Linked DNA regions of Homo sapiens: region 1 is linked to region 2. Evidence: read pairs that join two places in POLR2A ChIA-PET (ENCODE). Cell type or tissue: endothelial cell of umbilical vein. All regions are shown on one strand. Links, peaks and the distances in the headings refer to the core of each region. The heading gives the core; the rest is flanking DNA. Region 1 has its middle 120 kb from the start of FOLH1. Region 2 overlaps PTPRJ (protein tyrosine phosphatase receptor type J).

Evidence for each region. Peaks named below come from ENCODE experiments on the same cell type or tissue, not always from the same donor. Only the 100,000 strongest peaks of a DNase experiment are listed, where the experiment ranks them.
Region 1: POLR2A ChIA-PET joins it to region 2 with 5 read pairs; 1 of 35 experiments calls an interaction of 5 or more read pairs at or near these places.

Annotation. Positions count from the first base shown.
Region 1 is chr11:49,324,638-49,329,033 of GRCh38, forward strand. It overlaps the pseudogene NOX4P1. Among named protein-coding and RNA genes, the nearest start is that of FOLH1, 120 kb to the left of the region's middle. In endothelial cell of umbilical vein, for the core only: no CTCF peak of the experiment used is centred there; DNase peaks (open chromatin) are centred at 2,254 and 2,924; H3K27ac peaks cover 1,749 bases.
Region 2 is chr11:48,169,397-48,173,746 of GRCh38, forward strand. PTPRJ (protein tyrosine phosphatase receptor type J) reads left to right here. Exons shown (of 25, transcript NM_002843.4): 25 at 1-1,443. Among named protein-coding and RNA genes, the nearest start is that of OR4B1, 45 kb to the right of the region's middle. In endothelial cell of umbilical vein, for the core only: a CTCF peak has its summit at 3,617 (motif pointing right); a DNase peak (open chromatin) is centred at 3,645; H3K27ac peaks cover 350 bases.

The DNA of each region.
Region 1 (4,396 bases), core at 266-4,265, 1.2 Mb after region 2:
ACCCAAAGTGTCTGTGATGGTCCAGAAGGCTTCAGAGGCGATCGGGCAGCGTCAGTCTTCAGCCACTAAGCCGAGAAGACCTGGGAAGGAGTCAGTCAGAGAGCCTTGGGCCAGAGTTCCAGGGGCTCTGGGTGTAGCTGCCGGGTGAGTTGGACAGTTCAATTTCCAATGGGGTCCTGCACAGATGGGACATGGCTTAGGAGGAATCCTGGGCTGCAGGCATTCCTTGGCCCAGTGGCCAAATTTCCGGCACTTGAAGCAAGATCCTGAGGGAGGAGGTCCTTAAGGAATGCCAGACCACTGTGGCTTAGACGTTTTGAAGTTCTTGTGTGCTGCAGATGTGGCTGGGGTTTCTCTTACAGCAAAGGCAAGTAATTGCAACTCCTCTGTTATTGTACATCTTGAAGGCGAGGTTGATTAATTCCTATTGTGGGGTTTGAGGGCCCAATTCTAATTTTTGAAGCTTTTTTTTAAGTCAGGAGCTGACTGGGTGATAAAATGCATATTGAGAATAAGATGGCCTTCAGGCCCCTCTGGGACTAGGGCAGTAAAGGGTCTAAGCATTGTGGCCAAATGGGCCATGAACTGGGCTGGGTTTTTATATTTGATGAAAAAGAGCCTAAACGCTAACTGATTTGGGAGAGGTTGGATAAAGAAAAAGGAGCATTAACCTTGACTATGCCTTTAGCTACAGTCACCTCTTTAAGAGGAAATTATTGGGCAGGTGGGGGAGGGCTAGTCACGGAACGAAACTGTAAGCTGGACTGGGTGTGAGGAGGGGAAATGATAGAAGAATTATAGGGTGGGGGAGTGGAGTCTGAGGAAGAATTGGAGCCTGATTCAGCCTGGCAGGGAGTGACCTGAGGAGGAGCAGTCTTGGGAGGAGGGGAGAGGTCAGATGGGTCAGTAGAAAAGGAAGAGTGAAAAGACTCAGCGACGCTTGGGGTTGGGACTGAGGGGACAGGTGGGAGGGAAGGAAGGATTTGGGACGAGTCACATTGGGAACAGAGACTAGGGAGGGACCAATGTGTAAAAGAATGCCTGGATGTCAGGCACCTCAGACCATTTGCCCATTTTACGACAAGAATTATCTAGATCTTGTACAATGGAGAAATTGAAAGTGTTTTCTGGCTATTTGGAGCTATTGTCGAGTTTGTATTGGGGTCAAGTGGCATTGCAGAAGAAAATAAGGCATTTAGGTTTTAGGTCAGTTGTGAGTTGAAGAGGCTTTAAGTTCTTGGAACACAGGCCAAGGGAGAAGAAGGAGGAATGATGGGTGGAAGGTTGCCTATAGTGAAGAAGGCAAGCCCAGAGAAAAGAAAGGGTAGGGACACGGAGAGAAGGGGTGGGGGTACATGCCCCCCCCCCCAGGAAAGTGGTACTTGCCACTAAGGTGAAGGATCAAGGCAGGCATCCCTGTGGTGATCAGACACCTCTGAAACGTGGGTGAATAATCAGGCAGGTGTCCCCACAGTGATTAAACACCAAAGGAAAACTGTCTTCCCGAGTCCATGACTGGTGCCAGAGTTTTGGGTTCACAGATAAAATGCATCTCTTCTGTCTCTACCAGAAAAGGAAAGGAACTGAAATTAAGCGAAGGGAGAGATTCAAGGGTGGCACCAAGATTGAAAGGAGAAAGAGGTTGAGGGATAGTGAGAGAGGCTGGAGAACAGTAAAAAGAGCCTGCTTACCCGATTTAAAATTGGTGATGTTCCTTGGGCTTGTTGGTCTGAGGACCAGAGGTTGTAGATGAATCTTTCTCATGGAGCAAAGAGCAGGAGGACAGGGGATTGATCTCCCAAGGGAGGTCCCCCGATCCGAATCACAGCACCAAGTTTCACTCACGTCAGCGTGAAGAGACCACCAAACAGGCTTTGCTTAAGCTAAGCAATAAAGCTTTTTAATCACCTGGGTGCAGATGGGCTGAGTCTGAAAAGAGAGTCAAGGAAGGGAGATAGGTTTGGGTCCATTTTATAGGATTTGGGTAGGTAATGGAAAATTACAGTCAAAGGGGGTTGTTCTCTGGCAGGCAGGGATGGGGGTCACAAGGTGCTCAGTGGGGGAGCTTTTGAGCCAGGAGAAGGAATTTCACAAGGTAATGTCATCAAAGGCAGGAACTGGCTATTTGCTCTTCTTTTGTGACTCTTCAGTTACTTCAGGCCATCTGGATGTATACGTGCAAGCTTGGGCTCAGAGGCCTGACATTAACGTGCAGGCTTGGGCTCAGAGGCCTGACACAAACATGTTTTCCTGACATCTGTATTCTAAGTTGTGTGATTCATTGTTTTTCAGCTTGAATAACCTGATTTCACATATTTTTCCGTAAGTCAGAGGCATGTCTAGCTGTTAGTTATTGTCTGTACTTTTACATAGCATGCCTGCACTAGCCATCATTTTTCTACTTTGTGTTTTTAATCTTTTAACCAGTCACTATGGGAAGAGTTTTTCCAGGAATAGTTTTTCCAGTTTTCAATGAAAACCAGGCAAGAATGGCTATGGATCTCACAAAGACTGGCAACATTTTATTGCTATTGTTTATTTAATTTAGTGGGTTTAAATGAAACCAGGACGTCTGCAGCAGTTTTGATCTCTGGTCTTGCTCTCAACTATTTAAGTCTTAAAAATTGTTTTGCTTTATGTTTTCGTAATTTTATTGCTTGTCAAAAATCAGCTGGGATACATGATAGGTTAGCATGGTGACAATGTTATCTTAACCATAGATGAAGCAAAGTGGTGAAAATTTCCTGAGAAGATGATTAATGTTCATGAAAAGTTAATAGGACATCTGAGTTTCTTGAGATGTAAACATCATCTAACTGCTCTAGTTTGGCTTCTTTCCAAGGGAAACAAAAATATTCCCTTAGTGTCTAATGAAAGTCTGCATGATAAGTATGAACTTTAGACGGTTAGTGTATTTAGAGTAAATCTATTGAATACTGAGCTTAATTTATTCAATCCTTATTTTTGGGTACCTCTTTTTACCTAAGTACCAAAAGGAAATGATCAATGAAAGTTTCTTTCCTGACTCACATCCCTTCTAGCTACTGCTCCCTCTCTCAGCAATCCAGTTCCTTTCCTCTCATTCTCTTAAATCAACCATCTTTTGCCCACAGCACACTACTAAAAATGTCCAGGTTCAGCAGTGACCATGTTATTGTTCACTTCTCACTCTTCATTGGGTTTGACCAGTGAGCAGCTCTTAATACAGCTGATCATTCACTTTACTGAAACATTTTTTTCCACTTATCTGTTTTTCTCCACATTTTCTGGCTATTTTTACTCAGTCTATTTTTGTTGTTCCTTATCATCCCCACAAGCTCTAAGTATTACAACATACCAGTGTTCATTTCTTCAACCTCTCTTCCTCTCTAGCTGTACACATTTCTCTGGTAGTCTCTCTCATCTTATTGATGCATCCATATGCTTCATGTCCCAAGTTTATATTCCTAGCCCAGATTTTAACTCTGTAATTCAGGCTCATATATCCAGAACATTTAGGCCTTTGGCTTTTACTTTGATTGATAAAGGAGTTGTGGGAGAGTGTGAATGGAGAAATGACATGATATGGCTTACTTTTCAACAGGATCACTCTGGCTGCTGTGTTAAGAGTAGATGAGGGGAAGCAAGTGCAGAAACAGGGGGTCCAGTTAGGAGCTGTTGCAGTCATCCAGTTGAGGTATGATGATGATTTTGACCAGGGTGGTGATAGTGGAAGTGGTGAGAAGTGGTCATATTCTGAATATATTTTAAAGTTAGAGTTAACAAAATGTATTCCATGGATTGTATATGTAATGTGAAAGGAAGTGAAGTCAAGGCTGACCCCAGAGTTTTTGATCCGAGCAACTGGAATTTCATTAACTGAGATAGGGAAGGATGGGGTTGGAGAGGAGGTTCTGATGGAAATTTGTGCAACTCCACTTAGGAAGTGTTATTTTGAGATGGCACTTAGAGTGCTTTCATGAAATATTTATTGAGCAAATGACTGGCATCTCAGCCCTGCCTTCCACGACCAGTTATTTCTATACATAGAGCCTTTGTGTTTCACCTGTCCTTGTCTTTGGGTTTGTGGAGTAGTAGTTACATGGCTGGTGATCAGAGCAAAGTGAATCTGGGGATAAAATTAGCCCATATACAGACACAAACAAATTTTTTTTTTTTAATGATGAGCCCGAACTCTAACTTCCTCCTATTACACTGAGACCTGGGTTTTTCCAGTGTTGTGATCAAAAGATGGGCTTACTTCTCAAGGTAATCTCTGTTTGAAGGCAATGAGACTTTGGCTTCATATGTTTTGTTTAGTTCGTTCCTAAACGGCTACCTCATCCACTTGTCACTTTTCAAAAATGTGTTGACATCTCTTTATTGTTCTTATCACTCCACATGTTATTTTTGCCGT
Region 2 (4,350 bases), core at 1-4,000:
TCAGTAGGTGTGAATCAGGGAAGCCACATTGTCCTCAGGGTGCTGTATGAAGCTGGGTGTGGGCGGATTCCTCCCACACCTTCACACTGGCCTGCCTCCAACTCATACAGATCTCGGAGCGGTCGGTACTTCATTCATAGGTCCCTGTTCAGGCAGCAGTTCTGTGGGCTGTGGCCCTCTCCCCTCCAATATGTCCGAAACCATTGTGATGGGTGGCAAATCCCAGGGAGCTCCTAAGCCCTGCTCTGCCCACATCACTGCCACAGAGAAGTCAGAGGAAGGGACTTGTTGCTAAAAAATCCTTTAAAAGGTTAAATACTTTAAAAGATTAAAGCAACATAACTGTAAACATATTGTATAAAAATGAAAAACACAGGAACCCTCTTCCCTTCCGCCTGGTGTGGGCTTGGGAAATGGGCAAGCGGCCCCAGCAATCATGGGAGGAACTCTTGCGGGGGAGCGGTCTGGGATTCCAAATGGGCAGGTCACACGAAGGTCACGATGCTTCTCTGCATCCTGAAAAGGGCTGGGGACAGGGCCAGTGGGGGTGGTAAGGGTATTTATAGCACAGTGCTTGAAAAGGGAAGATTAATGTGTAAATATAAAGGACACACAGGCTGGGGGTTGGTCAGAGGCAAGAGGAGGGTGCCTCTGAGCTTCAACCCCTCCCAGGAACAATGAGCTCAAATTGGAAGAGTCCAGTGGAATCGGGGGGATGGTGTGAGCACCCCTGTTCAGTCTTTGACAATTGCATACAGAAAAGCAGCTGGTATGGGTTTGGGTGTCAATGAAAGGGCCAAAGACTGGTGGCCAGCTGGTTTGGGGGATTTGGGCCATTGATAGCATCTCCCAGGAACAACGACTTTTTGCCTCCAAAGTTGGATCTAGTGATGATCAGCACCAGCAGGAAATGACATTTGGTGTCTGCCCACTGCAGCCATACTGTGACCTCCAGCCAGACTTCCGCCTAATTGACTCCACTGGATTTGTGCTCTGTTGAGTCAGAGGCTCCCGGGGGTTGGGGATCGAGGGGCGGGGGTCAGCTATGCAGCCCATCACGTGTGTTTTTCATCTGGGATGAAAAAGCCTGGTTCTCTTTTGAAATGCTTGATTGTACTTATTGAGCTAAACAAGTCTTGGTGACTGTTGTTGATTTGCCTCAAAAGTTTTAAGTCCTGGGTTTTCAGACTACTGTGTAGCAGCTGTGTGTTTAACATACTGTAGCTTTTTCTCCCTTGGGGGCACATACAAATAGGATGTGTTGATGTGGACTCTAAACTGTAATTTTCCTGTAACTATTTTGGAATGATGCATATTTCTAATGTTTGTTATACTTGTACAGAGTATTGCTGTTGGTTGCTTTTTTTTTTTTTAAGGAAAAAATGGCCTGAAAACATTTTTTTAAAGACTTACAAATACCAAATATAAAAAAATGTCAATGCATTATGCCTTTGCTTCTTTCTTTCTTCTTTTTTCCTTCTTACAATGTGCCAAGCAGTTTACTGGCCTGCATTTTACTTGGGCATCCTTAACAAAAACACATTTCTCTTTGGGATTTCCGGATTGTTTTAGTTTTCTAGGGCTGTTGTAACAAGTACCACCAACTGGTGGTTTAAACAGCAGAGATTTACTTCCTACAATTTTGGTGGCTGAAATCCAGATGTGGGCAGGGTTGGTTTCCTGTGAGGCCTTTTTTTTTTTTCTTTTTTTGAGACAGAGTCTCACTCTGTTGCTCAGAGTGGAGTGCAGAGGCGTGATCTCAGCTCACTGCAACCTCTGCCTCCTGGGTTCAAGCAGTTCTCCTGCCCCAGCCTTCAGGCGCCTCTCTTCGTAGCTTGCAGATGGCTGTCTTCTCCCCATGCCTCCACATGGTCTTCCCTCTGCTTGTCTGTGTCCTAATCTCCTTCTTTTTTTTTTTTTTTTGAGATGGAGCCTTGTTCTGTCGCCCAGGCTGGAGTGCAGTGGCATGATCTTGGCTCACTGCAACCTCTGCTTCTCGGGCTCAAGCGATTCTCCTGCCTCAACCTCCCGAGTAGTTGGGACTACAGGTGCCTGCCACCACACCCAGCTAATTTTTTTGTATTTTTAATAGAGACAGGGTTTCACCATGTTGGTCAGGCTGGTGTCGAACTCCTGACCTCGTGATCCACCCGCCTTGTCCTCCCAAAGTGCTGGGATTACAGGCGTGAGCCACCGCTCCCGGCTAATCTTATAAGGACACGAGTCATACTGGATCAGGGCCCACCCTATTGACCTAATTTTACCTTAATTACCTCTTCAAAGACACTCCAAATGTAGTCAAATTCTGTTTTAGTGGGGGTTAGGACTTGACCATATGAGTTTTGGAAGGGACCCAGTTCAGCCTGTAACACATATTCAGGGCAATTTAGTGAAGAGGAGGCTTGGAGGAAGTGGCTGTGTGTCTTAAGATTGTGTGTGTTCCCAGAAGGTTGGAGGTATGAGCCTGCAGGTGGATGGATACCCAGTTGGTTGGGGGTGTGTTATGATATAGTTAGCTCTCCTGGGCTTTCTGCTTAGGGACAGCGCTTGGGCTGCGGATAAAGTATCCATCATCTTCCTGTTTTGATTCAGGCCAAAGTTGTCCCAGAACTTTTCTGCCCACAGTGTTGGTTTAGAGGAGGCAGGGAGACACTGTATTGCTGACCTGTTATCTGCATACTTAAAAAAAAAACAAACCAAACTAGGCTACCCTGCAAAATAGCACAGCATTCTCTGCTCCTAGCACTTAGTTTGATAAAAACTACCTTACCCAGGTATAGCCTAGGAATTGAGATATTGTGGGAAAGAAAAACCGAATGATCACCTGTGGTTTTATAAAATGTAAAGCTTAAGTGAGAAAACAAATTCATAGAACTATAAACAGAGAACAATCCCAATAAGAATTAAATAAGTGCATAGAAGAAAAGAAACACAACTCTAGAATAATATAATAGTGGGATTAGGAGTGGATTTTATTTTTATATTCACCTGTTTATAGTTTCTAACTTCTCCCAATGAATATGGAGTACTTAAGAGTAACTAGTTTAAAACTTAGCACTTTTCCCTCCTTGCCTCAAAAAAGTGAAGCTACAGTATAGTTTTAAATTTACTAGTCAAGTTACAAAATTCTTTTTTTTTTTTTTTTTTTTTTTTTGGAGACAGAGTCTCGCTCTGTCACCCAGGCTGGAGTGCAGTGGCACGATCTTGGCTCACTGCAAGCTCCGCCTCCCAGGTTCACGCCATTCTCCTGCCTCAGCCTCCCTAGTAGCTGGGATTACAGGCGCCCGCCACCATGCCCGGCTAATTTTTTTGTATTTTTAGTAGAGATGGGGTTTCACCGTGTTAGCCAGGATGGTCTCCATCTCCTGACCTTGTGATCCGCCCGCCTCGGCCTCCCAAAGTGCTGGGATTACAGGCGTGAGCCACGACGCCCGGCCAAGCTTCCAAGTTCTGATAGCCATCCCATCCCTTCTGGGGTTTCACAGCTCTATTTGGGGCTGAACGTGGCAGATCTCTGGGGCCTCCAACATGAGAGCCTGGGCTTTACATTCCTGCAGGCAGGTGAAGCCTCCTGACCCAAAAGGTGAGTAGTGGGCCCCTGTTGGGGCCAGCAGTTTTGGATGATGCCACTAGATGGCGGCAGAGAACTGGGCTGTGGAAGCAATCCTTGGCTAGGCTGTGGCAGGGCAGTGGAGCACATAGGATTGGAAAAGAAACCAGGAGGTCCGTAAGGCAAGGCTAAAAACCAGCAACAGGGCGAAGGAAGCGCCCTTGCCAGCAGCTGGCAGCTTTCCGTATAATTTGTTAGATAATATGTTCATGGTAAAAAAATTTAGGAAAAGAAGGAAAATAAAAAAATCCTATGTTGTCACCATTCAACAAGATGTCCCCCAATAATCCTCCCGCCTGGTATTCACATTTTTGTGTAGCCCCTCCTCCACTGTAGCAGGGTTGGTCTGTGTGACTGGTAGATTGCAGAGAGGTGATGGCATCCCACTTCTGAGATAAAACTGTGCAGTTTCTCTCTCGCTGTCTCTCTCCCTCCAGCCCCCCTCCCACGGCACTCTCTCCAAAACCAGCTGGCATGTTCTGAGCAGCCTTGAGAGAGGCCCACGTGGTGGGCTTCTTCTGAACCTCCTGCCAACAGCTACATGAGTGGGCCTGGAAGCAGATTCTCAGGTCAGCCTTTGGATGACAGTAGCCCTGGCCGACAGCTTGACTGCAGCCTCCTGGGAGACCCCAAGCCAGAACCTACCCAGACTCCCTGACTTGCAGAAAGCATCTGAGATGATAAATGTTTACTGTTTCAAACTGCTCTGTTTTGGGATAATTTGTTACACAGCAAGAGAT